Linked DNA regions of Homo sapiens: all the other regions are linked to region 1. Evidence: read pairs that join two places in POLR2A ChIA-PET (ENCODE). Cell type or tissue: MCF 10A. All regions are shown on one strand. Each heading gives the region's core, and the rest is flanking DNA. Links, peaks and the distances in the headings are about the cores only.

What was found. Peaks named below come from ENCODE experiments on the same cell type or tissue, not always from the same donor. Only the 100,000 strongest peaks of a DNase experiment are listed, where the experiment ranks them.
Region 2: POLR2A ChIA-PET joins it to region 1 with 15 read pairs; 2 of 35 experiments call an interaction of 5 or more read pairs at or near these places.
Region 3: POLR2A ChIA-PET joins it to region 1 with 23 read pairs; 2 of 35 experiments call an interaction of 5 or more read pairs at or near these places.
Region 4: POLR2A ChIA-PET joins it to region 1 with 14 read pairs; 3 of 35 experiments call an interaction of 5 or more read pairs at or near these places.

Annotation. Positions count from the first base shown.
Region 1 is chr20:47,923,312-47,931,388 of GRCh38, reverse strand. No RefSeq gene overlaps it. Among named protein-coding and RNA genes, the nearest start is that of LINC01523, 56 kb to the left of the region's middle. In MCF 10A, for the core only: no CTCF peak of the experiment used is centred there; DNase peaks (open chromatin) are centred at 1,848, 3,268 and 3,668.
Region 2 is chr20:47,805,863-47,813,939 of GRCh38, reverse strand. No RefSeq gene overlaps it. Among named protein-coding and RNA genes, the nearest start is that of SULF2, 24 kb to the right of the region's middle. RefSeq lists enhancers at 3,754-4,334, 4,335-4,916. In MCF 10A, for the core only: no CTCF peak of the experiment used is centred there; DNase peaks (open chromatin) are centred at 3,409 and 4,099.
Region 3 is chr20:47,786,926-47,792,375 of GRCh38, reverse strand. It overlaps LOC124904921 (a long non-coding RNA gene), which reads left to right. Exons shown (of 3, transcript XR_007067619.1): 3 at 4,960-5,036. LOC107985401 (a long non-coding RNA gene) reads right to left here and starts at 241. Exons shown (of 2, transcript XR_001754648.3): 1 at 1-241. In MCF 10A, for the core only: no CTCF peak of the experiment used is centred there; DNase peaks (open chromatin) are centred at 1,075 and 1,985.
Region 4 is chr20:47,793,259-47,801,335 of GRCh38, reverse strand. LOC124904921 (a long non-coding RNA gene) reads left to right here and starts at 4,087. Exons shown (of 3, transcript XR_007067619.1): 1 at 4,087-4,178; 2 at 4,296-4,392. It overlaps LOC107985401 (a long non-coding RNA gene), which reads right to left. Exons shown (of 2, transcript XR_001754648.3): 2 at 1,465-2,879. RefSeq lists an enhancer at 490-1,109. In MCF 10A, for the core only: no CTCF peak of the experiment used is centred there; DNase peaks (open chromatin) are centred at 5,855 and 6,925.

The DNA of each region.
Region 1 (8,077 bases), core at 1,548-5,547:
CATGATCTTAACAAAGCTGAACTCTTGTTCAACCTCAGGCCCCAAAATTATTCTTCTCACAGTCTACCCCATTTCAGCAAACGGAAATGTCACCATTCCAGTTACTCTGGCTACAACCCTGGGTGTCTTCTTAGCTCCTCCCTTTCTCTGGTTGCAGCACCAGCTGAAAATAAGCAGCCAGAAGAACTGCCCAGCGGAGCCCAGTTACCCCACAGAACCATGAAAGATAATGAAATGTTTGTTGTTTTGAACCACTAGTTTGTGGTTGTTTATTATGTGGCTCTAGATAACTGAGACATGGTGCTTTCATAGACAAATGTTTTACCTACATCCTTGATATGAACTACCAGCTAGGTCTTCAAATGTGCCTGCTTTTCTATGTCCCAAACTTCAGGGCTAGCCTACCATAAGAACAGTTTCTCTGCCACTCCTGGATAATACCTCTACGATTACTTAACATGTTTTTTTTTCAAATGGACTATAAAAGTTGGATCATTTGTATAATGTAGCCTGCTACTAAGAACTAGTAATACTAATGATGGCTGTGCATATTGACTGAGCACTTACCATGGGCCATCCATAGCTCTAAGGGCTTTCCATACGGTCGCTTGTCTAATCTTTACCACAGCCCTATGAGGAAGATATTATTATTGTCACCATTTTACAGATGATGACAATGAGGCACAAAGAGGTTATCCAAGGCCTCACAGCTAGAAAACCAGGGAGGTGAGACCTGACTCGCTATTGTCCAACTCCAGAGTCTAAATTCTCAACTACCTCTCTGAACAACAACAATAACCACTGGTATCTATCGACTTCTTGCTACATTTCAGACACTTTCCTAGCTCATTATTGATTTCTCCCCACAGCTCTTGGAGGTAGGTCTATTATTATATGCATATGCATATAATAATAGGTGAGGAAACTGAGGCACAGCAGGGCTGAGTCACGCAGCTGAAAAGTCCATGGCAGAGTCAGGATTCAAGCCCAGGCATTCAAGCTGCAGAGCTCACACCCATCACCAGTCCCCTGTGTTTCAGTGAAATAACATTCAAATACACCCATAACCATCAGATAGCAAGATTTTTCTTGCTGTCTAACTCATTTCATGAGCCACCACGGACAGGCAGATCACAATTTGGGAAGCATCTTCCCAGCCTCAGGTGCCTCCTACCTGGGGCCCCAGTCTACTCACCTGGGTGGCCTGCCAGATGCTGGTGGGGCTTTATTTCCATCTGGGGGCCCCTGCACACCCTCCATACCTAGCTGTCCCTGGATGCAGGGCCCTCACTGCTTGAGGCTGTGCCCACCCAGGACCACATCCAGCTTCCGGGGCTCCTGCCCCTTCTGGCCTGGCCCCTCTCTCCTACTCCCTCAGTCCAGGACTCTCGTGCTGACAGCCACCCTCTTAACTGGAGATGAGAACACCACTGGCATCCACATTCCACCTGGATTTGCATAATCAGGCACATTTACTGCCCTCACTCTGTGCCATAATTACTGACTTGCTTTGCATTCGACACTTTTCAACTCCATGCACGTCCCTTCTCCTTCCTGCATTTTTAAGGTGGTTATTACAGATACGGCAGACTTGGCTTTCCCAGACATGACTCTGGCTTTAAAAATGCAAAAAGATCAATGTCCTACTTTATGTAATTATGTCTGCCCCTAGAATCAAAGGAAGAGCAGATGGGGCACACTTTGGAGTCAGCAGACTTTATAACTAGGGGAAGAGTTGAGGCCTGTAGTATTTTCCACAGCATCATCTGCTCCCTAAAATCACACAAATCCCTCCTTGTCCCCTAGAGAGGGGTAGAATTTCCTGGTCCCTGTGAGTCAGACAGGACTCCTGGGCCAGGATTTTCATGACATCTGAGTCAGAGAAGTTTGCAAGGGGGAAGTAATCCAATTGGCTATGGAAAAAAAAAAAAAAGCAGTGTTCAAATTCTCTAGAGCAGGTTTTTTTCCCCCAAACTTTTGAAGAAGGATCCATTATAAGACACGAAGTTTTCATCAGAACATGAAATAAATGTACACACACACACACACACACACACACACACACACACACACACAGGATGTTAGGAAAGTTACAGACTAACAACAGATGGAAGAAACAAAGTATGGGCCTTCATTGAATCTTTATTTTAAAAAGTAGCTCAAGAAAAGTTTATGAGATAATCAGGAAAATTTGAACGTTGACTAGATATTTGATAATATTAAAAGAATTATTGCTTATTATTTGTAGGCAAGATACTGGTATTATATTTGTGTTTTAATATGGAGTCTTTCGCTTTTAGAGACACATACTAAAGTATTATGATAAAAATGATACAAGGTCTAGGCCTCAAAATAATCCAAAAGAAAATAAACTAGTATAAGGTGACATAGAGATGAAATGAGATTTACCACGCATGTTAAAGCTGGGTAATGGGTAAATAAATGGAAGTTTCTTACACTTTCTCCTATACTTCGTGTGTATTTGAAAATACTCATAATATACTTTATATTAATTAAATTAAAAGACCTGTGGGGGAAAAAAACTACTGGATCAAAACTCCTAAATAAATCAAAGGAATTTCCAATCAGATAGTGTTTGCAGTAATTATAGCAAGTAGTGTTTTAGAGTGTACTCTCTAAAACAAGACTATTTGGGTTTGAATCCTTTCTTTGACACTTACCAGCTGCATGGCTGTGGGCAAGTTACCTATCCTCTCCCTGCTCCCATTTCCTCCTCTGTAACTTGGAATAACAATAATAGTATCTACATGCTGGAGCTGTTAAGAGGATTCAACGTGTTAAGTGCTTAGAGGTGTATCTAGCACAACAATCATTATCCCAGTAGTAGTCATAGTGGTGGAAGCAATAGCGCCAACAGTACTACGCAGTATTCAGGAATCTTTTTTAATATTGAAGTCATCCAAAAAACATGCTGCAGCTCTCCCTGGCTTTGAAGGCATTAAAAAAAAAAACCTGTAGACAAAGTTAATTTAACAGAGGTTATTTGGACAAAGAACAATTCAAGAATCAGGCAGCACTCAGAACCTGAAGACATTCTGAGGGCTCAACTCAGCAAGGTGGAGAGCAAGTGTTTATAGACAGAAGATATAAATAAAGTAGAAAATTAACTTGATTGATTACACCTAGGCATTTGCCTTATTTGGACATGGTCTGACCTGTTGGCTACTTCTGATTGGCTGAAGCTCAGCAGTTTCTGATTGGCTGAAACTTGGCAGCTGGTGATTGGCTGAGATCTGGGTATCTGTTACAAAAAATCTACACTCCTAAATTAGGTTTCAGTTTGTTTATATACTAAGTTAGGTTGCAGAGCTTTATGGAAGAACTCAAAGTACAGAGAAAGCCTCAGGCTAATGACCTCCTACTTATTTAATTTAACAGAGTTAATAGGGTGTAAGTGGAAGTGAGGTGTGACAGCTTCTTGGAATGTTCCTTGAAAAGAAACCTGATGCTTTGAGCCTTTTTGACTTCATACCTTCTTTCATTCTGGTTGCTTGGGGGGCAACACGTCTGGGGCTGAGGCTAGAGCTGGAGCTGCCATCTTGGACCATGTACTGTTCCTGAGAATAGAAGCCACACCTGGCAGGGAAACCCGAATGAAGAAATCAGGTCCCTGGGTGCTTGGTCAACTAGTGCCCACATGCCAGCCTTGAGCTATCGCCCAGACTACCACGTGGGAGAAAAGTACATGCACGTCTGTTCAGATGTCTGTGACTGGGAGCACTATTACTCACAGCAGTAATCGGGATCAGATAATCCTACCTGGTACATTAAGTTGTAATTTGTTTATCATAAATCATAAGAGTTGTCATCACAGAGGAGAGAACACAAATTGATACAGCAAAATATTCCACATCTGGAAATGCAAAGGGTGTTGTTCATCCTCTTTTCAATATATGGAACTGAGAGGAGAGACAATGAAGTCATTCTGACTCATCCTGCCTCAGAGGTTTATTTATTCCTTTCTTTTCTATTTTTTTCAAATATCATGGTCTTAGGTGAAGCAAAAACGTGGAAAGAAGATTCATGAGTGTGAGCTGTAAAGCCATGTTTAAAAGGAATCTGACAGGTTGAGGTAGAAAATATCATGCTTTTTCCTAGACTGCATGCTTTGTCCTCGATCCTTGACTGACAGCTCCTGATCTGAGCTTCCAGGCCCTACTTGAGTGATCCCTCTTCTGAGATGTCTTCTCTCAGACCCTACGAGAGCAGTGGTCAGACGTCCATCACTGGACAAATGCTAATATATGCTGAACATCTGCAAACACATCCAGAGCACTTTGTAGTCTCTTGACCAGTATCCATTCTCTTTTCTTTCAACGTTATTAGCTTTTGTGGATGTTTACCTTCCCAATTTCCAGTTCACATGACCTGGTGTGGCCCGTCCCTTGGCCTCAAGAATGAAGCCCTCACCAATTGGTATATATCATTACTCTGATTACAGTGATTGGTCCAGGTATAGTCATGTGACCTAAGCTGGTCCAATCAGAATGAATCTTGAGACTAGGCCTTATGCTTCTTTTATGGCCAAGTAAGCCTCTGGGAGGCGAGTCCTCTCACATACAACAGCTATAAACTCTGGACAAAATTTTAAAAACAACGACCTGAAAGCACAGGACAATGAAGAAAGGCAGACAGATATGGGAGGGGAGTTGATGCTTGGACAGATTTTCACCTGAGAGGAGGTTTCAGTCTGCAAAAGAGGGACAACTAAAACTCCAACTAAAAATCAGTCATCTCACCCACTTGAAGAACCAGAGGACCAGGCTCTGGGAAACCATAGCCACTGGAATGGAGCAGGGAAATTACAAATGCAGAGAGACATCAGAGACAGGGAGCCCCAAATTTTATGTATAAACTTTTCAAATGTCTAGCTGGTCCCTAAACCACATATGTGTAGGCAGACTACAAGTAGCCCAGCTAGGGTTGCCACAGAATTGAACTGAAATTTGAGCTATTTCCCACTCCAGGAAACACAAACCTTTTCATTTTTTTTTCTTTTACCTTTAGTAACTGAACGCAAGATCTTTTCAATTTGAGTTCAGCCACTTTAGTCACTTGCTCAAAAAATCAACAGTCTTCACAGGAAAACAACGGAATCAAGAATTACTGTATTGGTCACAATATTCTGGATATAATGCAAAATTGCAGGAAAATATGACAAAGACTCAACATAAAAAAATAAGAATAGAGACTTATCTGAAGATAACTCATATGTTCAAATTAGCAAAGATTTTATAGTAGCTGTTATAGGTATGCTAAAGGACATAAAGGAAAATCCATTCATAAGGAATGAATAGATAGGAAATCAAAATTAGAGCAAAACTCAGAATTGCTATGTGAGCTATTGGAAAAGACTTTGACAAAATGTGAAGCTAATTCTCAGGCAATTCCTTTGAACCAAAGGAAGAGACTGAAACTTCCTAGGACCACAGAATAGAACTTGAGAAAGAAACAAATACAACAGAAAGAAAACCTCAGAATTAGAGAGAAACTCAGTGTTCACACGATTAAGTGCTTCAATCTAGCCATACCTGAAGCCAATATGTCCCCCGGGCTTTCCTGTGAATCACAGCATGATTCAAGCAATCCTTTTATTCAAGCAACCTTGAGCTGAGATTTTCGTCCCTTGAGTAGGAAGAGCCATACTGATTGTCTTATGTAGGGTTCTCTCAGAGGCAGGCATGAAGACAAATTTGAGTGAAAGTCATTTATTTGGGAGCCATAAAAGGAACAGTAGGGGAATAGGAAATTGAGATGTGAAAAAGAAAGGAAACCATCCAAGGTGACTTAATAGGCACGACGTTCTAGAATAGGCAGTTCAGGTTGAAGGCTGTGAAGAACATGGTGAATTATCCCACTCAAAGGGCAAAGAAACTGGGATTTTGAGCCACCAGCTCACTTCCATCACTGATTAGGGGCTGTCCCTGGGGCATTAACTCTCTGGCACCTCCAGCCTGCCCCACACACAGGCTGAGCACACTCCAACAACCAAAGAAAGTTCTTAGGCGGAGAGCCGCAGGTGCTCACAGTAGATGTCACTGGCATTTATTTATAGGAACAGTGAGTACCTAGGAGAGGCGGGCAGGGTACCAACAGCATCTGCCACACATTACACATGACCTTGGCTTTTGTGTGATTCTGAGGGTCTTCGAAAAAAGAATTAGCTTTACTTTCACATTCCCATCCCCAGTGCATAGAAAGGTGTCTGACAAGTACATAGTTGAGATGTAATAAATAGTTTTTCTCTCTGAATGGCAGGAGGACTATTTCCTATGGAGGTAGGGAAGACAAGATCTGCAGTGACTGATTATCTTCTTATTAAAGGCTAATGGAAGTTCAAAATTAAGCGGCAAGATGGCTGCCTTTAAATGATTTCCCACATGTTAAGAAAATGGAAGATTTCCTGCACTCTTGAGAACCAATGTTTTATTTCAGGAATGTTTTGGACTGTTACAAGTATCCCAGGGTATTGCTTTGCTTTACCTTCCACAGAATTAAAACGGAACATTTCTCTCCCGCCTATCGCAACTGGAATGACAAAGCAAAGGGTTGATATAGGATTTTGTAGGGTAGATTTTGGTCTCTCAGGAGAGTTGCCCGAAAGTGAAAGAAGTGGCTCCTGTACAGGTTTTGTGCCCTCCCAAAATTCTCCCAGTGCGTCAACATCTGGGCATTCAGACAAATGGGGGAGGGGGAGAGTTACCATTTAACCAAAGAAATACTTTCAACTCAACACATTCATTGAGTAGCTCTTAGAATTTCAATCCACAGAATTCTAGAATGGTGGATTTTATTTGGTCTAATCCTTAACATCCTCATTTTGTATGTCTCCAGAATTCCATTCACTCATTGAACAAATATTTTCTGAGCATGTACTATATGCCAGGTGCTGTGCTGCATACTGAAGACACAGCAGTGAACAAGACAGAGAAAAGTTTACAGCCATGGAAGCTGGGTTATGGAGAAGAAAGTGATAATAGTGAATAATTCTATGGCACTTACCACGTGCCATGCGATAGGTTATGTACCTTACAAGTGTTCTCTGGTGAAATCTTCCGGAATTATTCTCTAATCTGGTGTTCTTATTATCCCCAGTTTACAGGTGGGAAAAAAGTAGGCATAGAGACCTTAGGAAACTTGCCCAGGGTCACAAAGCCAGAAAGTGGTGAGGTCTGGATTCAACCCTGCTCTCTGACTTGATTCCAGGTGCTCAACCTCCATCCTCTGACTGCCCTGCAGGTTGTTTATTCCATAACTTTCATTAGCTGTCTACTGGGTGCCACACACTGTGCTAGGCACTGGGGTTGTAATGAGGAAAAACAAACATGACTGCTGCTCTCATTAAGTTTACATTCTAGTCCTAGACCACATGGGTCAATAAATTCATTCATTTATTCACTAAGTGAGTTATTACTAAATGACCAGTATGCAACTATCAGCTCTAGGGTTTCCAAAGTTAAGAAAGACATGCTCTCAGCTAAGGTGGAGCAATTTGGAGGTGTGTATAATGCTTACGTCACATGCCCAGCTGAGGGGGTGGAATCAAGATGTGTGCATTCAGCTGACCCCTTACCCCCAACTCCATGTAGGTGAGTAGTCCAGCCATCGGGCAATACTTCCATGGCCAGTAAGTGGTAGATTCTGGAGCTTAAATTCATGTGAAGAGGAGGCTTCCCTGTGCCATTCTCAGCCCAAATCATAGGCAAGACAGAGTGAAGTGAGGGCAGAGGCTTCCAGAAAGCAAGGGAAGCCAGTCTACAGAGAAGCTCCAAGAAGCTCCCAAGAAGAACAGAGATTTGATTCCCTCCAGCCCAAAGTTACCCATGGTTTGAATGGTTTTAATCCCTGTGGATCAATTGAGGAACTTTAAGAGGAAGCCATGTCCATACAGAACAATGCCAAATCCATTTGAAATTCTAACCAATTCAGCACAATGTGAACATGCGTACATACACACATTAAACACATTTAGAGTTCTAATCAAGGTGACCAAGATACCTTTGGAATCTGATAGGTGTAGTGAATACTGTTGACTGCCTACCCAAAATTTCAATGC
Region 2 (8,077 bases), core at 2,059-6,058, 120 kb after region 1:
TGTTGCAGCATGTGTCAGAATCTCCTTCCTTTCTAAGGCTGAGTAATATTCCATCGTAGGGATATACCACATTTTCTTTATCTATTCATCTGTCAATGGACACGTGGATTGCTTCCGTCTTTTGGACATTGTAAATAATACTGCTATGAGCCTGTGTGTACAGATACCTCTTCAAGTCCTTGCTTTCAATTTTTTGGGGTATATACCCAGAAAGGAATCGCTGGACCACATGGTAATTATATGTTTAATGTTCCGAGGAACAGCCATACTGTTTTCCATATGGGTATACAATTATACCCCCATGGTATACCCCTATAGTATACAATTATACCCCCATGGTAACCCCTATGGTATACAATTATACCCCCATGGTATACCCCTATGGTATAATTCCATAGGGTATAGCCATAGGGGTATACAATTGACATTTCCATCAATAGTGCACAAGGGTTCCAGTTTTTCCACACCGACACCAACACTTGTTAGTTTCTGTTTTCTTGATAGTAGACATCCTAATGAGCATGAGATGGTATCTCATTGTGGTTTGGGTTTGCATTTTTCTAATGATTAGTGGTGCTGAGCATCTTTTCTTGTGTTTATGGGCCATCTGTATATCTTCTTTGGAGAAATCTTTATTCAAGTCCTTTGCTCATTTTATAATAGGGTTATTTCTTTTTTTGTTGTTGAGTTGTAGGAGTTTGTTTTTAATATCCTGGATATTAGCCCCTTATATATATTTCAAACATTTTCTCCCATTTCATAGGTTACCTTTCACTCTGCTGTGTCTTTAGATGCAAAGTGTTTAATATTGCTGTAGTCCAATGTATCTATTTTTTCTTTTGCTGTCTACACTTTTAGTTTCACATTCAATAAATCGTTGCCAAATCCAATGTCATGAAGCTTCTCTCTTATGTTTTATTCTAGGAGTTTTACAGTTTTAGGTTTGTGTTTAGGTTTTTTATCCATTTTGAGTTAATTTTTATATATGATAAAAGGTTCTTTTGTATGTAGATATACAGTTTTTGCAACACCATTTGTTGAAGGGACTGTTCTTTCTCCATTGAGCGGTCTTAGCATCTTTGTCGAAGATCATCTGCCCTACATGTGAGGGTTTAATTCTGGGCTGTCTGTACTGTTCCCTTGGTCTACACACCTATCTTTATGTCAGTATGATACTGTTTTGATTACTGTAGCTTTGCAGTAAGTTTTGAAATCAGGAAGTGTGATGTCTCTAACCATTCTTCTTTTTCAAGATTGTTTTGGCTATTTGAGGTGCCTTGAGGTTCCATATGAATTTTAGTATAAATTTTTCTATTTCCACAAAAAAATTAGAATTTTGATAGGGGTTGCATTGAATCTATAGATCGCTTTGGAAGGTAAGGGCATTTTACCAGTATTAAGTCCTCTGATTCATGAGCATCATCTGGTGTCTGCATTTATTTGTGTCTGCTTTAATTTTTCAGCAATTTTTATAGTTTTTTATAGTTTTTGGTACAAATCTTCTGCCTCTTCAAATTTATTCCTGTCTTTTATTCTTTTTGATGCTATAGTAAATTGAATTGTTTTCTTAATTTTCTTTCTGAATTGTTCATATTCACTGATTTTTGCACATTGATTTTATATCCTGCAACTTGTCAAATCCACTTATTAGTTCTAACAGGGGGATTTGTAGAATCTTTAGGGTTTTCTGCATATAAGATCATGTCACTTGAGTACAGAGATAATTTTACTTCTTCCTTTCCAATTTGGATGCCTTTTATTTATTGTTCTTGCCTAATTGCTCTGACTAGGAGTTCCACTGCTATGTTGAACAGAAGTGCTTCTTCCACTAGTTTTCGCTCAGTAGATTCCTTCTCTGCATTCGAGTCTCAACTCAAATATGATCTCCTAACAGACAGCAATCCCGGACGCTCCCTAGTCCCCAGTCCCTTGCTATCACATCAACACACTTTATTTTCCACCATTTAGTATGATCTGAAATTACACTGTGTATTTGTTTAATTGTTCATTTCCTGTTTTGCTTCCTGCACGGGGGTTCCATGGGTACAGGGACCTGTCCTTCTTGCATGCCCCATGCCTAGGATGGGGTCTGGCACAAAGACATTCCTTGATAAATGTTTGTTGAATGAATTGGTCAAAGATGGGACTGAGGCACCAGCAGTTGTAGGCTCCCATGCCCCTGGCAATGCTTCCTTCTCTCAAGAGTTTTCTTCTCTGCCCGCCCACAAAACGTCTTCATCCAAATAGGTTGATTCCTTGCCATCCTCTACAATTGCTCTGAGCGACTGCAGTCGGTCATCTAAGTGGGGATGCATAGCAGTGGCCCAGGATTAGAGGTGCAGAGGACATGCCTTTCTTATCAGGGATAGTCCTAATAACAATATCTTATTTACAACTCACTTCACAGCCTGCATGTACTTAAGCATCTGCCATCCCTGAAAGAGAAAGATAAACACAATTGAGACATTTAGGCAGAAAATGAAGGGAAGATGAAAAGGTTTAAAAATGAGCAAGGGATGCATTTTCCAGCATTGAATGAGAGCATAGGTTTCTTCCTGGTTTCAAGATAAAAGAGAAAAACCTGAAGGAGAAAAACACTCAAAAAAGGTGATGCTTTATCCTGAAGATTAGCCCACAGCAGACTGTCAGGGAATCTATAGTAACGGAGACTCTAGGATAAATTTTTTTAAATTAAGAAGCAGAAGGAGAAAAGGCAGCAGCCCTGAGCCTCGACTTTGGAACGTCCTCCATCCGTCTGCGTCTGTCATCAGCTGGCAGAGTGGGTGCATGGCAGGGGGAGCCAGGGCCATTGTTCCTCCCCTCAGCCCTTTCTGCTCTCAGTTTAGGGATAACCAATGTTTGATGGCTTGTCTCTCAAGAGCGATTAGAAGCAAAGCTGCTCATTACAGGCTAAATCTCAAAGCGCTCCTACAGAAATCTCACTTCCTAAGCCCAAAGCCCTGATCCCGGGCTGCATTTTGACAAGGCTCATCTGTGACCCTGACCGGCACCAGCGGACGACGATGGGCTGACACACACAGCACTTACTGCGGGCCGGGGACTGCAGTTCTGAGCTCTCCGGGTGCATGAACTTGCTTAATCCTCACTGAGCTCAACGATGCTATTGGGATTCAGCTCACAGATGAACAGAGCCGGGCTGGGCAGAATCAATGCTCCCTGGGCCCATGGCTGCAGGACAGCGGAGCCACTTCCAGGACCCCTGGCCAGCACCAGGCCCACACCACTGACCACTGCCCACTGATGGTGCTCTTGACAGAAAAGGGGCCTCAGTGACAGCCCTGATACCAATATTGCTCCAGATGCCTCTTTCCAGGAAAAAGTCCTCTTCTGAGACAGTGAATCCAGTGAACCAGACTTTTCCAGGGCTCTCAGAATTTTGGCTGCATTCCCACAGTTAGAAGTGTTGGAACCAATTTGTTCTAAAGAGAGTGTGGAAATCTCTATGAAAGCCACCAGTCACCACCCTAACATGAAAGAGGGACATTCGAAAGGAGATTTCTAGGAGGGAATTAGCAGGAGGAGACACTTTGGCCCAAGACAAAGAGCAGGGCTTCGAGAAACCACCGGCAGAGGCTGGGCTACTCTCCAAGCAGGACAGCATCTCTCAGACTATTCTTCCCCCAAGAGTGCTGGGAACCTCCGAGGGCAGAGGGGATGCTGGACTGGACCCATCTGGGAAGGGGTCCGCTGAGTGGGGGTTCCCTAAGGCTTTACATGGGGCAGGAATTGAAGGTGAGGTTTGCAACAAGGGGTGCATTCCCAGCGCCCCAGTGTCTGAAAAGCATGCAGTATGGAGCCCCAGCGTGTTTCTGAATGCTCCTCTCCCACCGTCCCATGCACCTATTTTATGTCAGGTACCGTTGAAGCAGATCCTGAGAGGAGGACCTTCATGCAAGGACTGGATCTAGGATCTGCACCAGAGAAGACGAGAAAGGGGTAGGGAGAGGGGATCAGGAAGAGCAGGAAGCCGGGCCAGGGTGCGGCCTTAAGCCAAGCCCCTTAGGGAGGGAGGCAGGCTTCAGCCCACCCTGCAGGGGAATCCAGCCCAGGGTGTGAGTCACAGCCACTCCTTGTCCTGCCTCAGGGCAGGGAGCTGGGCTTCCGGACACCTGCACTCCAGACACAACCAGCTCTCTGTTGAGGCAAGGCAGATCCAGGAGCCCCAGGGCCATCCTCTTATGAGAGCCAGAGCTGTGGCCCATGGAGGGGAAGGAAGGTACAGCCACCAGGGCCAGGCGATGAACACAAAATGCAGAAGAGAATCCCAGGGCACAGAGGCTGGCACCCCCGCTGGCCGCTCCTTATTTCTCTGCTCACTGCCTGTGGGACCCTCAGCCTGTCGCGCGCCCTCCCTGAGCCTGTTTCCCCAGCTCCAGAGTGAGAATCGTCATAACTGCCCTGACCTCCAAGGGCTGCCATAAAACCAGGAGAAACTGTCCAGAAAACCCAGCACAGCTGGGACCAGCAGCGGGCTCATTAAGAAAGCTAAATATGCTAAAGTGGGTGGGGAATCCAAAAAAAAAAAAAACCCGTTTACACTCACAGCTTTATACAGTTAAAAGAAAACATGCAACTCTCCTATAATTGACGAATATTTTCATGCCAGGGCTAATGACTTTCTTCATAATGTGGGCCTGCTGTTGGATTCTCCCATTGTCTTTGTTCTTTATATAATTCTACAATGTTCAGTTTTGGCTTCTTTGAAGTGGAATGAGGGTATGAAAACACTTGCCACGCAATCCGGGTGCAGGATCCTTCCACACCAGCATTGTCCAGTAGAAATAGAATGTGAATCACAAACATAATTTAAAATGTTTCAGTAACCGCATTAGGAAAAAAAAACTAAAAAGAAACAGAATAAATTAATTTCAATGATATATTTTATTTAACCCAACATACCTAAAATATTATTTCAACATACAATAAATGTAAAAATGAAGGTCATTTACATTTTTCATTCTAAGTCTTCAAACTCTGGTGTGAGTTTTACCCTTCCAGTGCACCTCCATGTTTATCAGATATACTTGACTTCTATTTCGATTTTAGAAATTTGACAGCTGAAAAAGTAGATTCACATAAACAACTATCCCCAAACATATTTAAAAGCTTTCCAATAACTGAATCACATATCAGTTTTTAATCATTTAAATTAATTAAAATTGAACAAAATTAAAAATTCAACTTCTCAGTCACATCAGCCACATTTTTAAAAAATATTTTTTAAGTTAGAGATGGAGGCCGGGCGCGGTGGCTCAAGCCTGTAATCCCAGCACTTTGGGAGGCTGAGGCAGGCTGATCACCTGAGGTTGTGAATTCGAGAGCAGCCTGACCAACATGGAGAAACCCTGTCTCTACTAAAAAAAAAATAAAAATACAAAAAATTAGCTGGGTGTGGTGGCACATGCCTGTAATCCCAGCTACTTGGGAGGCTGAGGCAGGAGAATCACTTGAACCCGGAGGCGGAGGTTGTGGTGAGCCGCTATCATGCCATTGCTCTCCAGCCTGGGCAACAAGAGAGAAACTCAGTCTCAAAATAAATAAATAAATAAAATTAAATAAAATTAGAGATGGGGGTCCTGCTATGTTGACCAGGCTGGTCTCAAACTCTTGGCCTCAAGCTATTCTCTCATCTCGGCCTCCCAAAGTACTGAGATTGCAGGTGTGAGCCACCACGTCCAGTCACATCAGCCACATTTAATGTGCTCAGTAGTCACATGCAGCAATGACTATTTCTTTCAACCCTTTTTTTTTTTTTTGAGACAGAGTCTCTTTGTTGCCCAGGCTGGAGTGCAGTGGCACGATCTCGGCTCACTGCAACCTCTGCCTCCTAGGTTCATGCGATTCTCATGCCTCAGCCTCCTAAGTAGCTGGAGCTACAGGTGGGTGCCACCATATCTGGCTAATTTTTTTTGGATTATTAGTAGAGTTGGGGTTTCACCATGTTGGCAAGGCTGGTCTCAAACTCCTGACCTCTCAAGTGATCTGCTCCCCTCAGCCTCCCAAAGTGCTGAGATTACAGGCTCTCCCACCCAGGCTGGAGTATAGTGGCACATTCATAGCTCACTGCAGCCTCGAATCCCCAGGCTCAAGAAATCTTCCCATCTCAGCCTCCCAAGTAGTTGGGACTACGGTTGTGCATACCACACCCAGCTAATTTTTTTTTTTTTTTTAAGTAGAGACAGAATCTCCCTACATTGCCCAAGCTGGTCTTGAATTCCTGGGCTCAAGTGATCCTCTGGCCTCAGCCTCCCAAAGTTCTGGGATTACAGGCATGAGCCATGGTGCCCTGCCTGCAGCAATGACTATTATATTGGGCAATTACTGGGCAGTTCTCAATATTTTTCTGATCTCTTTTTCAGCTTTTTGCCCTTAAGAGATCTTTCCAGACAATTCAACTTGGTGTTCATAAAAACAGCAACTCCCTTTCTTTTTCCCCTCCTAATTATCCGTTTGCTATGTTTACTAAGTTTTGCAATTGCAATGCCAGGTATATCCAGAGTAAACAGGTTTGGAAACAAACCCCTGAATTTCAGCAGGCAGAGAACACGATGGGCATTTCAGAGAGTGGCAGATAGCCCCAAGCTGTGGGCTTGTCCCTCTACTTACAGAGGAACGGAGGGCTTGGAAGCATCAGGGGAGTGAGTTAAGGGAGTTGCACAGAGAAGATTCTACTCTGCATTGAAAGCTCTAATTTCAGTGAGTAGCACGCAAAAAGTAATTGTTGTCATCTCTGCTAGTCTAAAAGCACACCACTCCACCAAAGCCCTGCTCAGACGGCTGCCTAACCAATATCCTTCTTCACGTTCCTCCTCCTGACAGAAGCCTGACTTTGTCCTGGTGTCTACCTGTTCCCCATGCAGCCCCTTGGTTCAGGGGATGCTGACGTGGTCCTCAGCTTCAGGGTCATCCCAATTAGTCTACAGTTACTACATTCAGCAATCTCCTGGTGATTGTCAGTGGTCCCGGAAGGGACACATGGGCCAAGATGGCCAATTGTACTGAAGACAAGGAGTACATCCCACACTTGAAGGAGTGATTTCTCTCTCAATGCCAGGGGACCTGTGATAGGGACAGGAGGCAGAGAAACTCTGGGCAGAAGAGGGCGGTCCCCAGCAAGGGTCCTACCCTCAAACCTGGAACCATGGCCCGAAGTGAGAACACGGATTCCTGTTTTCTGACTTGAATGTTGCCTTTCCAAAACCACACATGACACGCCCCACCCCCCATCCTGTGCCATAAAAACCCCAGGCTTCTCCAGCAGAGAAGAGGAGAAGTAGCTGGACGTTGGAGAGAAGCAGCTTGACTTCAGAGGGACGGCTTGACAGTGTTGCTTCGAAGAGGATGAAGAGAATGTTCCCCAGCGGGGAAAGATTATCTTCCCGCTCTATCCCTTTTCCATCTCCCCTTTCATCGGCAATAAAATCCTCCATATTCACCACCGTCCAATTCGTTCATGCGACCTGATTTTTCCTGGATGCAAAATAAGAGCTCAGGTGCCACAGGTGTGGACACTAAAGGCTGTCACACTGACCGTCTGCTCTCGCTGGTGGAGAGAAACAACCTCATGCAAAAAGGCAGAGGGCCCACTGAGCTGTTTAACACTTAAGCCATCCGCGGACAGCAAAGCTAAAAGAGCACTGTGACGCCCGTCCTCTGGGGTTTCCGGGTTTGCAGGTACCCCCCTCCCTTAGACGCTGCTGTGGGGCCAGCACAGAGTTTGCTCCTGCCAGCGCCCAAAGGCACTCGCCGCAGCTCCTGAACCCGCTCATCTACATGCTCCCTCCCACAAGGGGTTGAGCACAACAGTGAGTGGAGTTTGCCCTGCTGGCACCGAAGTGGCCGGGTAGCTCCAGCTTCCGATACTCCAGGTCCCACCTGTGAAGGGGTCGGGTAAAATTTCCTGCTTCACCTGGACAAGAAGACATGTGCCAGTTGCTGGTGGCAGCCACATTGTGACATCCCACAACAGGCGAGGGAGACTGGTGGTGTTGCAGAGCCACTGAATCAACCCACCCTGAAGTCCACCTCTGTTATGGGAGATAACATACTCCCTCAC
Region 3 (5,450 bases), core at 418-4,417, 140 kb after region 1:
TGTTTGTCCTCTTCTCTCCAGGTTCCCTGCCTCGGCTCCTGTGTGAGCTTCCAAGGGCTGGTCTCAGGGGTGAGAATCAAAATGTCTAACCACAGGCCCTGACTCATCAGCCCAGATGCCTGCTGTAAACAACCAGAGCTTTTTCCAGGCAAATGTTGACCTAGCTGGTCTCACACAGGGCAGCATCAGCACTTCCAAGAAGTTCTCCCAGGGGCATTGTGCTTGGAGACAGTTTCTGTGTGAGCCTGTGAACAGCCAGTGGTGCTTAAAATCATGGGCCTCTGGCCAGCCTATTCAACATTAATCGTAAGTGCTTATGAAAGGTTGGCGTTAGATGCCAGATTCTGTTCTACGCTCTTGGTATATAAGCTCATTAATAACTCGCAACAGTCCTAGAAGGTGGAGAGATGATTGTCATTGTCCCTATTTGGCAGGTGAGTTTAAGGAACACAGGCCCACAGTAACACACAGTTGGTGCGTGGTAGCACTGGGATTGAAGCTGTGTGGATTTATCTCTAAAAACTAGGGTCCAGTCCCTCCATTTTACCACCTCTTCTGTTTGAAAACATCACATATGGGATATTCATTCCTTCATTTAACAAATATCTGTCGAGTGTCTACTCCATGCAAGACAGTGTTCTGGGCACTGCAGCTACAACAGTGAACAAATGGCCACGGCCCCTGCTCTCCTGCAGGTAGTGTGGGTGGGGAGTGGGGAGGGGGACATAGACCGCAGTCACAGACAGAAAATAAAACCAGAATTTCAGATAGTGGTATGTCATAGGAAGACGCTAAAATGGGGAGGGAGGATAGAGTGATTGGGAAGCATTTTTAGGTGAAACAGACAGGGACAAACTCTCCCAAGGGGTGACATTATGCTGAAACCCAAGTAATGAGAAAGAGTTTTTGGAGCACAATCTGGGGAGAGAGATGCCAGGGAGAGGCCACAGAAAGTGCAAAGGCCCTGAGGCAGGAAAAGGCTTGAGGAACAAAGTGAAAGATACCTTTGTGTCTCTGTGAGCAAGGGAGTGATTACGGAATTACTGTTCCTTTCCTTTGGTGTGATAATAATAGGGAGGTCACCTGGGAAAACAACTGATTCTTAGGAGATGCCTGCCCAAGTCCTGAGGGGTAATGTGTCATCATGTCTGCAACCACCTCTCAAATGTTTCTGCAACTTATAAAGCACACATGGCAAAATATTAGCAACTGTTGATTCTAGGTGGAGAGTATAAGTGTGTCCACTGTACTATTCTTTCAACTTTTCCATGTGAAATTGTCATAATAAAAATGGAAGCAAGACAGCAGCGAAAGATGTTGGAGTGCCAGGCAGGAGCAGGATCGCGTCTCCATCTAAGAGGAGGAGATTTTAGGCTGAAGAGTGGCGTGATCTGGTTTCCTTTGGCATCATTGCCTCAACTGCCCTGGATTTCAAAGTCTGGCTTTGCAGACCATGAAGGAGTATCTCTCTCAGGAGCACAAGACAGCATGTTTCCAATTCTGATTTAGTGAACACTCATTGTGTACCTTCCAGCCAGGCGTTGTGTGTGCGTTTTACCTTTATCAATCTCACTTAATCCACATGACAGCCAGCAATGTCCTCGATATTATCCTCATTCTTAAGATGAAACTGAGGCCCGGGAAGATCAGCCAAGGAGGGGCCAGACAGTGGAGGCAGAGCCTAGGTTCGTTAGAAACCTCAGCCCTGGGGGGGCCCTAAGTCATCATTCCACTTTTACTAAATCACCATCAACATTCATCATAATTGATTAATTAATTATGATCAAAGCTTAAAGGTGATTTTTCTGAAATACGATTGCAAAACTAGATGCACTGTTCCAGAGAGAGCCCTAAAGTGAATTGCACTAATGGTCAAATGGATCCTGCTTTTCCCCCTGAGAAAACTATCATCCAACAGAGTTCCAAGCACTCTCCCTTGTCCACAGAGATCTGCAGCTGTGCTGCCTGGGGCCACATTACTCATTTTAATATTCAATTGCACATTTGCTGATGCTGTCTGTGTGCCTGGATTTCATCACATCACAAAATATGTGGAACCCACATCTTTAATCTTTCTTGCCTGCTTATCCAAAGGAAAACCACTAGTGTGGTAAGCAACTAGACAAATTGTCCTGTTATCTGCGTTCTTAGAACAGTATCTTAACTGGAGGCAGCCCTACTGTCTTTCACTGGTAAGAATTCAGAATAAACATCATCATTCTTTGAAATCACTCATAAGCAGCCCCCAGGAGACTGCAATTATACCCGTTTATAATTCTCCTCCCTCCCAAACTAACCCTTGATTCATAAATGTGCACTTTTCGGCGTCAGGCGTTAGAATAAATTAGACTATACAATTATGTATAATTAAAGGGGAAAATGGGTACCGTGCTGCAAAGATTAGCCGTGTTTTGCTGAAGTAAAGCATGTCTGTGTCAGCGTGCTGGCCCAGGGAGGCAGCATGAAATACAATTAATGTTCTTCTTACTTAATGGGGGTTTATGGTACTGTTTTTCATTATCACAGTATCTCAAGAAATATAAACAGTTTTTCTCTAACGCAATTGCATTTCTACTGACAACACAGCTTGGGTCTAAATGAAAATTCAGCAGAATTAACCACAGGTTTATATTGTTATGGATGATCCTGGAATCTGTATTTTAAAAGCCATGCAAAACTGTGTGCACTCAGGAGCCGAGAAGTTTGATCTCAACCTCCTGAGAGTGGTTCTGCAGCCTCTTCTGCTCTTGTAGAAGCAACTTACAGCCAAACTTGTGTGCATTATTAAAGCCACCTGTGCCCCAGTACTACGGCTAGCATTCCCAAGCCTCCCGTCTGCAGCCATGTTCCTTCTTCTAACGTTTCTCCTTTACACGCCAATTTGTTTGAGACATGTTAAAAGCTTGACTTTTACAACCCTCATAAAATCCCATCGACTCCAACCCAAATCCAGCCAGAAGTGCTCGGACAATCAGATTGAGTTTCAACCACTTGATGGAGATAAAGAAACACATAGCAAGAATGATTTTTTTTATTGTTATATATGAGTCAAGGGAATAAAACAGCAACTCCGGCCTTGCAAGGGAGATAGAACCGGATGGCTGTTCTGCACAAAAGGGCTGCCAAAGAATCTGCAGAGGGAAGAAACGAGGCATGGAGGCGTCAAGAGAAAGGTCCCCCTGAGGTTAAATCAACAATGCTGGGGAGAATGGGGCGGCATGAGGAGCTTGAAAAGCTTGATTGTCCAGCTAGGATGGTCAGGATCATACCAAGAGATGTCATGGGGGATGAGGGATGTGGGAGGAGAAAAGCTGTCTCCGTGTGGGTGGAGGCGGCAGGGGCTGGAGTATCAGGAGGCCGTGGGGGTGCCCAGGATTCTGCTGAGCCCCACCGAGGCCCGGCTGAGTGACTTCCCAGGCTGGGGGACATGTGAGCCCTCGGGGCCCCTCATGTATCCCAGGCAGACACTGAGCTCCAAGCTCCGTAACGGGGCCTGCGGTCCCCACCGGCCTGGAAGGACCTGGAAAACAGGCTGAGGCCTTGAACCCAGAGGACCAGGGAGTTTGCTGGGAATTATGGGGAAGAAACACGGCCAGAGGAGCTTTGCAGACCCTCTGACCTCATGGGTGTCTGAGCCAGTAAGTCCAGACTAAAACGCATGACCCATAGCACCTGCCTACAATGAACACACACATACATGCTCGGACACACAGGTACACATGCATGCACACACAAGATCTGTCCCCGTCTACTTAAGGAAGGATAAGGGGCCAACATAGACGTTACCATGTTTGGTAATGTCCAGCAACAATGGAAACAACATATCCAAAAAGATAAGCAAATGCCACGTGTCCGCCAGGCCCACAGCCCCAGAAGAAGGGATTGTAAGCATCCCCTCTCTGACTGGGGTTACCTGACGAGCAGAGAAGGATGGAGTGAAACATTGTGGGCAGGATCCTTATGGGTATGGGAGAGCCATGTTCAGGAACTCGAGGACCTAAGGGCACAGTGTGGTAATGCAGTGGGGTTTTTTTTAGACTTTTTTTGCCGTGGAAATTTCCCCACCCCTGAAATATTCTCCAGAACCCAACATAAAAAGTAGGAGGGAGGCAGATCCCATTCCTGGGCCTCCCTCCACCACCCCAGGCCCCAGAAGCACCACCAAGGGGCCCTGAGGATTCAGTAAGAAAATTGCTTCTGCAGTGGGGTACATGTCCCCAAACCAGGGACAGCATCAAAAGGGTTGAAATCCCACTGGCCAAGTTTTTGACTATAGGCAAGACCCTTTATCTCTCTGAGCATCAGTTTGCTTGAAAGATTGTCAGGAGGATTACATGAAATGACCCGGTGGAAACAGCCATTGACCGCAGAACCTGCCAGAGTTGCACTGTCCAGCATGGGACCCCTGAGCCACATGTGGCTGGTCCCAATTGAGATGTGCTGTAAGTTTAGAATGTACACCAGATTACAAAACTTAGTAAGAAAAAATAATGTAAAAATATCTCATTAATTTTATATTGATTACATGTTGAAGAGATCGATTTTGGATATACTAGGTTAAGTAAACTATATTATTAATATTAAAATTAATTTCACCTGCTTTTTTCAGACAGGGTCTGACTGTCACCCAGGCTGGAGTACAGTGGAACAATCATGGCTCACTGCAGCCTTCACCTCCCAGGCTCAAAGTGATCCTCCCACATGAGCCTCCCGAGTAGCTGGGACCACAGGCACATGCCACTATGCCCAGCCTAATTTTTGTATTTCTTGTAAAGATGGAGTTTCACCATGTTGCCCATGCTGGTCTGGAACTCCTGAACTCAAGTGATCCGCCCACCTCGGCCTTCCATACTGCTGGGATTACAGGCGTGAGCCACTGTGCCCGGCCCTCACCTGTTTCTTTTTACTTTCTAATGCCACTACTAGAAAATTCTAAATGATATATATGTCCTTCTGCAGAGATGAGGCGGAAGGAGAGGGGTCTCCATTATTTTTCGGTCTATGATGGTGAAGCCTGACATTCTGTCCCAGGGCAAAGAAGGTGGGAGCTGTTCAGCCTTATCAGTGATGCCAAAGGTAGGGCCAGCACCTGACTTGGAAAAGCAAGTGCAAGGTTTTTCTGATTTATTTAGGCTCTAACTTGATTGGCGTGGCTAACAGAGGTTATGGGGAGGAGCCTAGAGCTCCAAACCCAGTCAGGAGATCCGATTTGAATTTCAGATTTAAAAATGAATGATTTTTTAGTACTAACTTCCTCCCCGTGGATGTCTATATTTATTTGTTAAGTCTGACAACTCTACCATGGAGGATCATATCAGAGAAAGGAGATGCTAGGTTGAAAAGTAAAAACATCCTAGGATTTAAGAGCATGAGCCGGGAGCTAAGGCTTCTTGGCTTCACAGGATCCACCACTTATAACTGTGTGATCTTCGGACAGTTACTAAACCTCT
Region 4 (8,077 bases), core at 3,746-7,745, 130 kb after region 1:
CACACAGACTCATACACACACACACATACACACAGGCTCATGCTCACATATACAGGCTCACACACATACACAGGTTCACATACACCTACACTTACACACATTCACGCACACATACACGCACACAGGCCCCAACACACCTACACTCACACATACATTCACACACACATGCATACATACACACAGGCTCATACACTCACATACACACATACACACATTCACACATGTACAGACTCACATACACCCTCACTCTCACGCACACAGTCACATACACATTCATAGGCGCACATATACACACACTGTCACCCTCTCACACGCACACGTGTCCCCTGAGACACGTGCTACCCACCGCGTCCTCCCTGAAGCTCCCCCCCCTCCCTGCTGCCCAGATGCCCAGCTTGGGGGCTGCCTGCACTGCCAGGACTCAGCTGACGCCCTGGCCCGGGGAAGCTACTGGGACTCGCCCCTCTGCTGAGACAAAACGGGCTGCACAGGCTCCTCATGGTCTCCCTGCCCCACCCACTCCTGGCTTTGTGCCCTTCCCAGCAGCCATAACCAACCCCAGCCGTCTGCTCAGGCCTCTGGTGCCTCCCCAAACCCAACCCAGAGACGCTGGCAGTGCTGTCACCCTGTCACCAGGCACTCAAGGCAGTGTACAACTGCCCCCAGGCAGGCTGGACTCTGGTCTCAGTCAGAACCCGGAGAAAAGGCCACAGACTCCACGGGGCAATGGAAAGAAACGGATGGACCAGTGCTAAAAGGCTAAAAGGCGACCAGCTCCCACAGTGCGGCCTGAGCCGTGGAAGGACAAGGGCCACAGTCACACCCATAATCCTCCTTCTCTCTGCTGGAACACCTGGTTGGCCGGAGTCACCCGAGGGGCTTCGGGAGTGCCGTGGAGGAGGAAGCTGCGGTCCACTCTGCTCTTGCACTGGCTCAGCACAGACCATGGGCTCTTCTGAGACAGCACCAGGCCAGGCTCAGAGAGGGCCAGGACTCTGTTCCCACAAAGCACCGGGGCTGGTGGGGGACCCACCTGTCAACAGTCAATAGCAGAGCACCAGCATGAAATAATCCTGGAGTGGGGGTGGCCCCAGCAGGAAGCCCTCAGCTCCCACTGGGAGTGTGTTGCAGGGGGTGGTCGGGGACTCAGGTGGGGTGGGGGGGGTGGTGTTGGAGTCAGGCCTCCGAGCATGAGCAGGACATTGAAAAGAAAGGAGGGAAGAGGGGTGGGGTGGGAACAAAGCCAGAGCCAAGAACGTACTTAGTGGGAGCGAGAAGGCGGCTTTGGTGGATAGAGTGGACAGGGAGAAGTGAGAACCAGGTTAGAGAGGGGCTGGAACCCAGAGGGCAGAGGCCTGAGATGCCCATGGCAGAGCGTGCACTATGTCCCCTTGATTTAGGCATTGCCTGCCACCTGTCTCATGGAGGGCAGCCTGGGATGGCATTGAACACTTTAAAGATCAATTTATTTTTTAACTATATAAATTTATTTCAACAGCAAACTTTATATGCTTAAGTTTATTGGAAAACATTAAGTAGAAACCAAAGCAACATCATCAATTGCAGGTAGGTACATACGACGGCCTACCAAAGACACTAGGCCCAAGGCTGGCTCTTTCTTGGTTCCAGATGGAGATGAACAGTGTTGGAAAGGTGTTAAGATTATTAGCACCAAACTGGGACTCTTCTCCTTGAGACAATGGACTGGCTTTCTAACCATGTGTCTCCATGTTATGGCAAGAAGATCTGAGTCACCCAGTGTCACCTGTCATCATCCCCAGGGGAGCAGATGCTGTTCGTGCCCTCCACATAGCCCTGGAACCCTCCAGCAGGCTCAGAGCCACTTCTAACTGCCAATATCTTCTTCTTTTTGCCTGCAGGCTTTTGTCCATGACCTCAGCAGTCCACTCTACCCACACCTGTGGCAGGTGGGAGGTGCCAGGGGATTAACACTCACCTCCAACAACCCCCAAGTAATAACTCATAGGAGTTGGTGTATAAATACCGCCTGTCCCTCGCTCCTGGGATTCCTCTATTGTGTGTGATTTCTCCATGGGACTGAACTCCAGCTGTCCTCTGCACCAGCTGGCTGAATACTACGCCCTGAATTGGCCTCCTCCCTTTCCTGTTGCGCTTCCTAAAGCCCTGCCAGAGCTTCCTGAGGTCACCTCTCAAATAAACTACTTGCTCTCAAATTCTTGTCTCGGAATCTGCACCTGGGACAACCCAAACTAAGGCATCAACCATCAGTGACATCTGTCCCACCCACCCTCAAGGTCAGACCCCAAACCTGAGAGACTCAGTCCAAAGAGACCCAGAAGACAGCTTGGCCCTTATAACTAGATGAGAAATCAACCCAGAAGAAGCCTGCATGGCAATTTATAATGGGAGGGGTTGGATTTTTCTGTGAAATATTTTCATATGGCATTGATTGCTGACAGTGAAACTAGAATGAAATCAATCAGATCTGCAGTTGGAAAAGCTCACTCTGGCTCCTGTCGTGAAACGTGGATGTGGGCGGTGCCCTGGTCTGCACAGGGAGCTGGGTCGGGTACCACTGCAGTTGTCAGAGGTGACTGGAGGGGTGGCCGCCCTTGGCAGGTATTTAGGAAGGACAATCACAAGGAATTTGAAATGGATTAAGCCAGGGAAGGAGATTGAGGAGGAGGTGATTTCTGACTTATAATGGATAGAAGTGGCAGTCACTCCAAAGGCAAACACAGCAGGAGGAGCAGGTTTGGGAAGGAAGGTCAGGAGTTCAGACCCAGGCACACTGGCTTGAGTTGCCTTCAAAACATCCAGGTGGAGATGTCAAGATGTCTGTTGGATAAATGAGACCGGAACTCAGAGGAGAGGCAAGAACAACAGTGACCATCGCCCTGCAGACATAAATGAGGGAAAGGGTGTGGATTTTAAGAGTCGTGTATGTATGTTTCTTTTTTCTTTTTTTATTTTTATTTACTTGTTTATCTTTTGAGACAGGGTCTCACTCTGTCGCCCAGGCTGGAGCACAGTGGCACAATCATGGCTCACTGCAGCCTTGACCTCCTGGGCTCAAGCGATCCTCCCAGCTCAGCCTCCCAAGTGGCTGGAACTACAGGCACGTGCACCCATACCCAGTTAACCTATGGTTTTGTTTTGCTTTTGGCAGAGACAGGGTTTTGCCATGTTGCCCATGCTCAAACTCCTGAGCTCAAGTGATCCACCGGCCTTGGCCTCCTCCCAAAGTGCTGGGATTACAGGTGTGAGCCACCAGGCCCAGCCATGTTTCTTAAAAAAAAAAAAAAGTTTAATTTTAAAGAAGTTTATTATTTCATTTCTATGGACATGGAAAAAAATGTTGAGTTATGATACAATATACAAACATAAAATTTACCATCTTAAACATTCATTTATAGACACTTGAGTTGCTTTCACCTTTTGGCTATTGTGAATAACGCTGCTATGAGCATGGGAGACAAATCTCTCTTCAAGTCCCTGTTTTTCAGTTCTTCGGGGTACATACCTAGAAGCGGGATGGCTGGATCATATGGTGATTCTATGTTCAATTTTTTGAGGAACTGCCATATTGTTTTCCACAGTGGCTGCACCCAAAGGTTTTACGTTCCCACCAACAGTGTACAAGAGTTCTAATTTCCCCATAGCCTCACCAACACTTGTGATTTTCTGGTTTTTGACAGTAGCCATCGTAAAGGGTGTAAGTTGGTCTGGCCAAGGTTTTTGAACTACAGATGTCACAAAGATACAGAGCAAGAAAAGGACTTATGCAACATCATAATAAGCCAGGGAGATGTTCTGGTCATACCTACATCATTATCAACCTCATGAACTTGGATCAGTTGGGGGTGCTCTTGGCTACAAGTAGCAATGTTATGAAAGCATTTGCTGTCTTGTTAATAAGAACTCCCTGGGCTGGTCTTTTCTGCTCAGTCAGGCTCAGCCGATTGGTGACAGTGACATTGCCCTTCCTGGCCATACGTTGACTCTTCAATGCCATGCATATGTGCGCTCAGGACCACACATAGAGCAGCAGGAAGGGGGCATGAGGCAGGCCCCCTCCTTCCAAGATTCTGGCCTTTTTAACAGGAAGAAAGTGACTTCCCCAAAACCCAGCAAATACTTCCTGACATCTCATTGGCAAGAAGCAGTCAAGTGCCCACGCATATGACTGGCGCAGGGTAAGCGGTGCTAGTTAAAGCAGGGATGGCTGGGCCCCACCCACAGAGTTTCCGATTCAGTGGGACTGGGATGGGGCCCAAGATTTGGCATTTCTAACAAGTTCCCCGGTGATGCAGATGCTGCCAGTCCAGGGACAACACTTCGAGGACCACTGGCTTCAGTGATCTTGAGCTGGGTACGTGACCACCCAAACCAATCAAAGGGAAAAAGGAGGTAGGTGGTGGAAAATACAAGACTTTCTGTCACAAACTCTGTGGAGCTCACTTGTATCTTTTTTGCTCACTAGACTCTAGGCCCCCTGGGAGCAAGGGGTCACGAAAGTCACCTTTTTGGGCCTTGGGGTCTTGATACAGTTACTGTGACTTGGTGGCAACTTTAAACAGATTTTTCAAATGAGTGGATAAATGAACATGTCACCAAAGATGTCCAAGGCTGCTGCACCCTCAAGTCACCTTGATCAAAACACCCTCCTGGAACCCATGCAGGCAGCCTCCAAAACACAAAGCAGGCTGGGCACAGTGGCTCATACCTGTAATCCCAGCACTTTGGGAGGCCGAGGTGGGCAAATCACGAGGTCAGGAGTTTGAGACCAGCCTGGCCAACGGGGTGAAACCCCATCTCTACTAAAAATACAAAAAATTAGCTGGGCGTGGTGGCAGGCGCCTGTAATCCCAGCTACTCAGGAGGCTGAGGCAGGAGAATCACTTGAACCCAGGAGGCGGAGGTTGCAGTCAGCCGAGATCGCACCACTGCACTCCAGCCCGGGCGACAAAGCAAGACTCAAAAAAAAAAAAAAAAAAAAAAAAAAACAACAACAACAAAAAAAAAAAAAACACAAAACACAAAGCAGCCCCTTCTCTACCAGGACAGCAGCTCCCCTACAAAGCAGCTCAGGTGTCTTCCCTGTCAGCCTGTCCTCCCGGGGAGGCTGGCTCCCTGCTCTGCAGTGACACTGCAGGGTCAGAACTCAGCCTGTGGATAACCCAAGAACAATGCCTGTTTGGGGGTCTTCACCGCTGACACAGAGAGCCTGTGGCCATCCATCCCAAATAGTGTCTGTTAGTTGCCCACTGGGATGTGGTCCCTTGTTGAAGTCAAAGAAACAAGCCCTTAATTCACTAATCGCCTAAACAGACACCACCGGCTGAGAACTCCAATAGCCAGGCGTGTGATGCCTTATGACCCTGAGTGAATGCAGCTGCAAACAGCCAGTACCTGTTACATATTCCTTAGCCACAGGGGAAACTTCTGGAAGGTTGCTAGCATGGAATATGATTAATGAAGAAGAAAATGCCTTATCCTTCTGTTCTACATTCACACTCACATGTGATCCACGCAGTGGTCCTGAAAGGATCCAAGGCTGGGGGAGATCTGGGAGTCCGTTTACCGACAAGGATCTGCTACTCAGAGCTGACGTCCCATATATGTGCAGTGAATATTCAATCAGCAGTAGCTGTGATACTCATAAATCACTCGCTCTGAGGTGAAGGGGAACCGACTAGGATAAGCCAGGCTCACCCCAGAGGCCTCTGCTGCAAGCCTGGTTGGCAGCCCAGCCCTTGTGGGTACCAGGACCTGCCAGAGCCACAGACGACCGGATATAAGCACAAATTGATGAGTCACCCAAGAGCCATCGCAGGGTGAGGACAGACCTGGGTGCCAAGTGGGCAGCGATTCCATCAAGTCCTGGCAGAGGACCAGGCTGTGACGGACAGAAGACACTGCTCAGGTCAGACTCACGTGGCAAGGCAAGGTCTTGCTGGAAGGCAGGCAAGGAAATGCTCCAGCAGGAGCCCAGCAGAGACCGGCCCTGGGTGCTGATCAGGACCAAGCTGGCCCCAGCCTCTGTCCAGGGTTGTACAGGGCTCAGGGAGCTGCGCCAAGGTGGAACAAGAGTAGAGGCCGGGGGCGGTGGCTCACGCCTGTAACCCCAGTACTTTGGGAGGCCGAGGTGGGCAGATCACTTGAGGTCAGGAGTTTGAGACCAGCCTGGCCAACATGGCGAAACCCCATCTCTACTAAAAATACAAAAATTAGCTGGGCGTGGTGGCGTGTGCCTGTAATCCCAGCTACTTGGGAGGCTGAGGCAGAATTGCTTGAACCAGGAAGTCGGAGGTTGCAGGGAGCCGAGATCACACCCCTGCACTCCACCCTGGGCGACAGAGCAAGACTCCATCTCAAAAATAAATAAATAAATAAAAGAGTCAAAGCCCTGGGTCCTCTTCTCCCCTGTGTTAGCCTTACTATGTGTTCTTGGGGGTGGTGCTTCACTCCTCTGGAACAGTGAGCCTCACATACCTGACTCTGGGCCATGCAGGGGCCAGGCTGGGCCTCCTCACACCCACTGACTCCCTGCTAGCAACCCCAGTTCCCATCTCCCATCCCCCCACCCTAACTTCCAGGGCAGATAGGATGTATGCACTGGGGAGTGGACACAGTGCTCTCTCCAGCCAGGTGGAAATGGGACCAGCACCTCCCTCGTCACCCCCTCCCCAGACACTGTCCACAGCCCAGATGGGCTTTCATGCACCTCGGCAGCCGGCCTCCCACCCTCTCCCCACCACCGCAACCAAAACTGCTTCTGTGGATGCCTACTGGCATGTTTTGAAGTTACCTACACATTTATTTCAGGGTCAACTAGTCCTGAGCACCTCTGGGGAAACCTTATACCACTCTCCTTTTCCCCCAGGACTCCCCAGGGAGCGGGAGTTCTCAGCCCTGGCGCAGGCTGGAGCCACCTAGGCAGCTTTGAAAACCACCCATGCCCGTAAGGGATGGAACTGGGATGCTGAAAATGTTCCAAAACCAGATGACAGTAATGGTTGCACAACTTGGGACATTTAAAAATCATTCAATGGTACACTTAAGATGGGTGAATTTTATGGTATGCAAATTATACCTCAATAAACTTGTTTTTAAAAAAAAAAATACCCAGGCCTGGATCTATCACTGAACCATTAAATCAGAATCTCTGATTTGGGGCCTGGGCTGAGATTCCTGCTCTGGTGTCACCGTGGGGACATCTCTTTCCACTGTCACCATCACTCATTCACCCTGGGAGAAGAGGAGTGACCCCCCGCCCCCCCCGCCGCCCCAACTCATTGATGGGCATATCCATTTCCTAGAGCAGTTATAACAATAACCATGAACTGGGTGACTCAGAACAGCAGTAATTGACTCTCTCATAGTTCCGGAGGCCAGAAGTCCAAAATCAAGGTGCCAGCAGGGCCACACTCCTCCAAAGGCTCCAGGGAGGGTCTTTCCAGCTGCTGGTGGCTGCCAGAAGCATCACTCTGATCTCTGTCTCCTCCTTCACATGAACTTCTTCCCTGTATCTCTACGTCCCCACTCTCTCTGTCTCTTTTTTTTTTTTTTTTTTTTTTGTGAGAGAGTCCCGTTCTGTCACCCAAGCTGGAGTGCAATGGCGCAATCTTGGCTCACTGCAATCTCTGCCTCCTGGATTCAAGTGATTCTCCTGCCTCAGCCTCCCTAGTAGCTGGGATTACAGGTGCACACCACCAAGCCCAGCTACTTTTTATATTTTTAATAGAGGTGGGATTTCACCATGTTGGCCAGGCTGGTCTCAAACTCCTGACCTCAAGTGATCCACCCATCTTGGTCTCCCAAGTGTTGGGTTTACAGGCATGAGCGACCATGCCTGGCCCCCACTTTCTCTTCTTAGAAGGATACCAATCATTGGATTAGGGTCCACCCTAATCTAAGTATTACACCCTCATCTTAACTATCTGCAGCTGCAAGGTCCCCAATTCCACATAAGGTCACATTCTGAGTTTCTGGATTGGCATGAATTGGGGCGGGGGGACACCGTTCCACCCAGTACAGTAGAAATGCTAGCTGAGTCAACTGCATTAAAGCCGGTCATCCCATTACCTATATT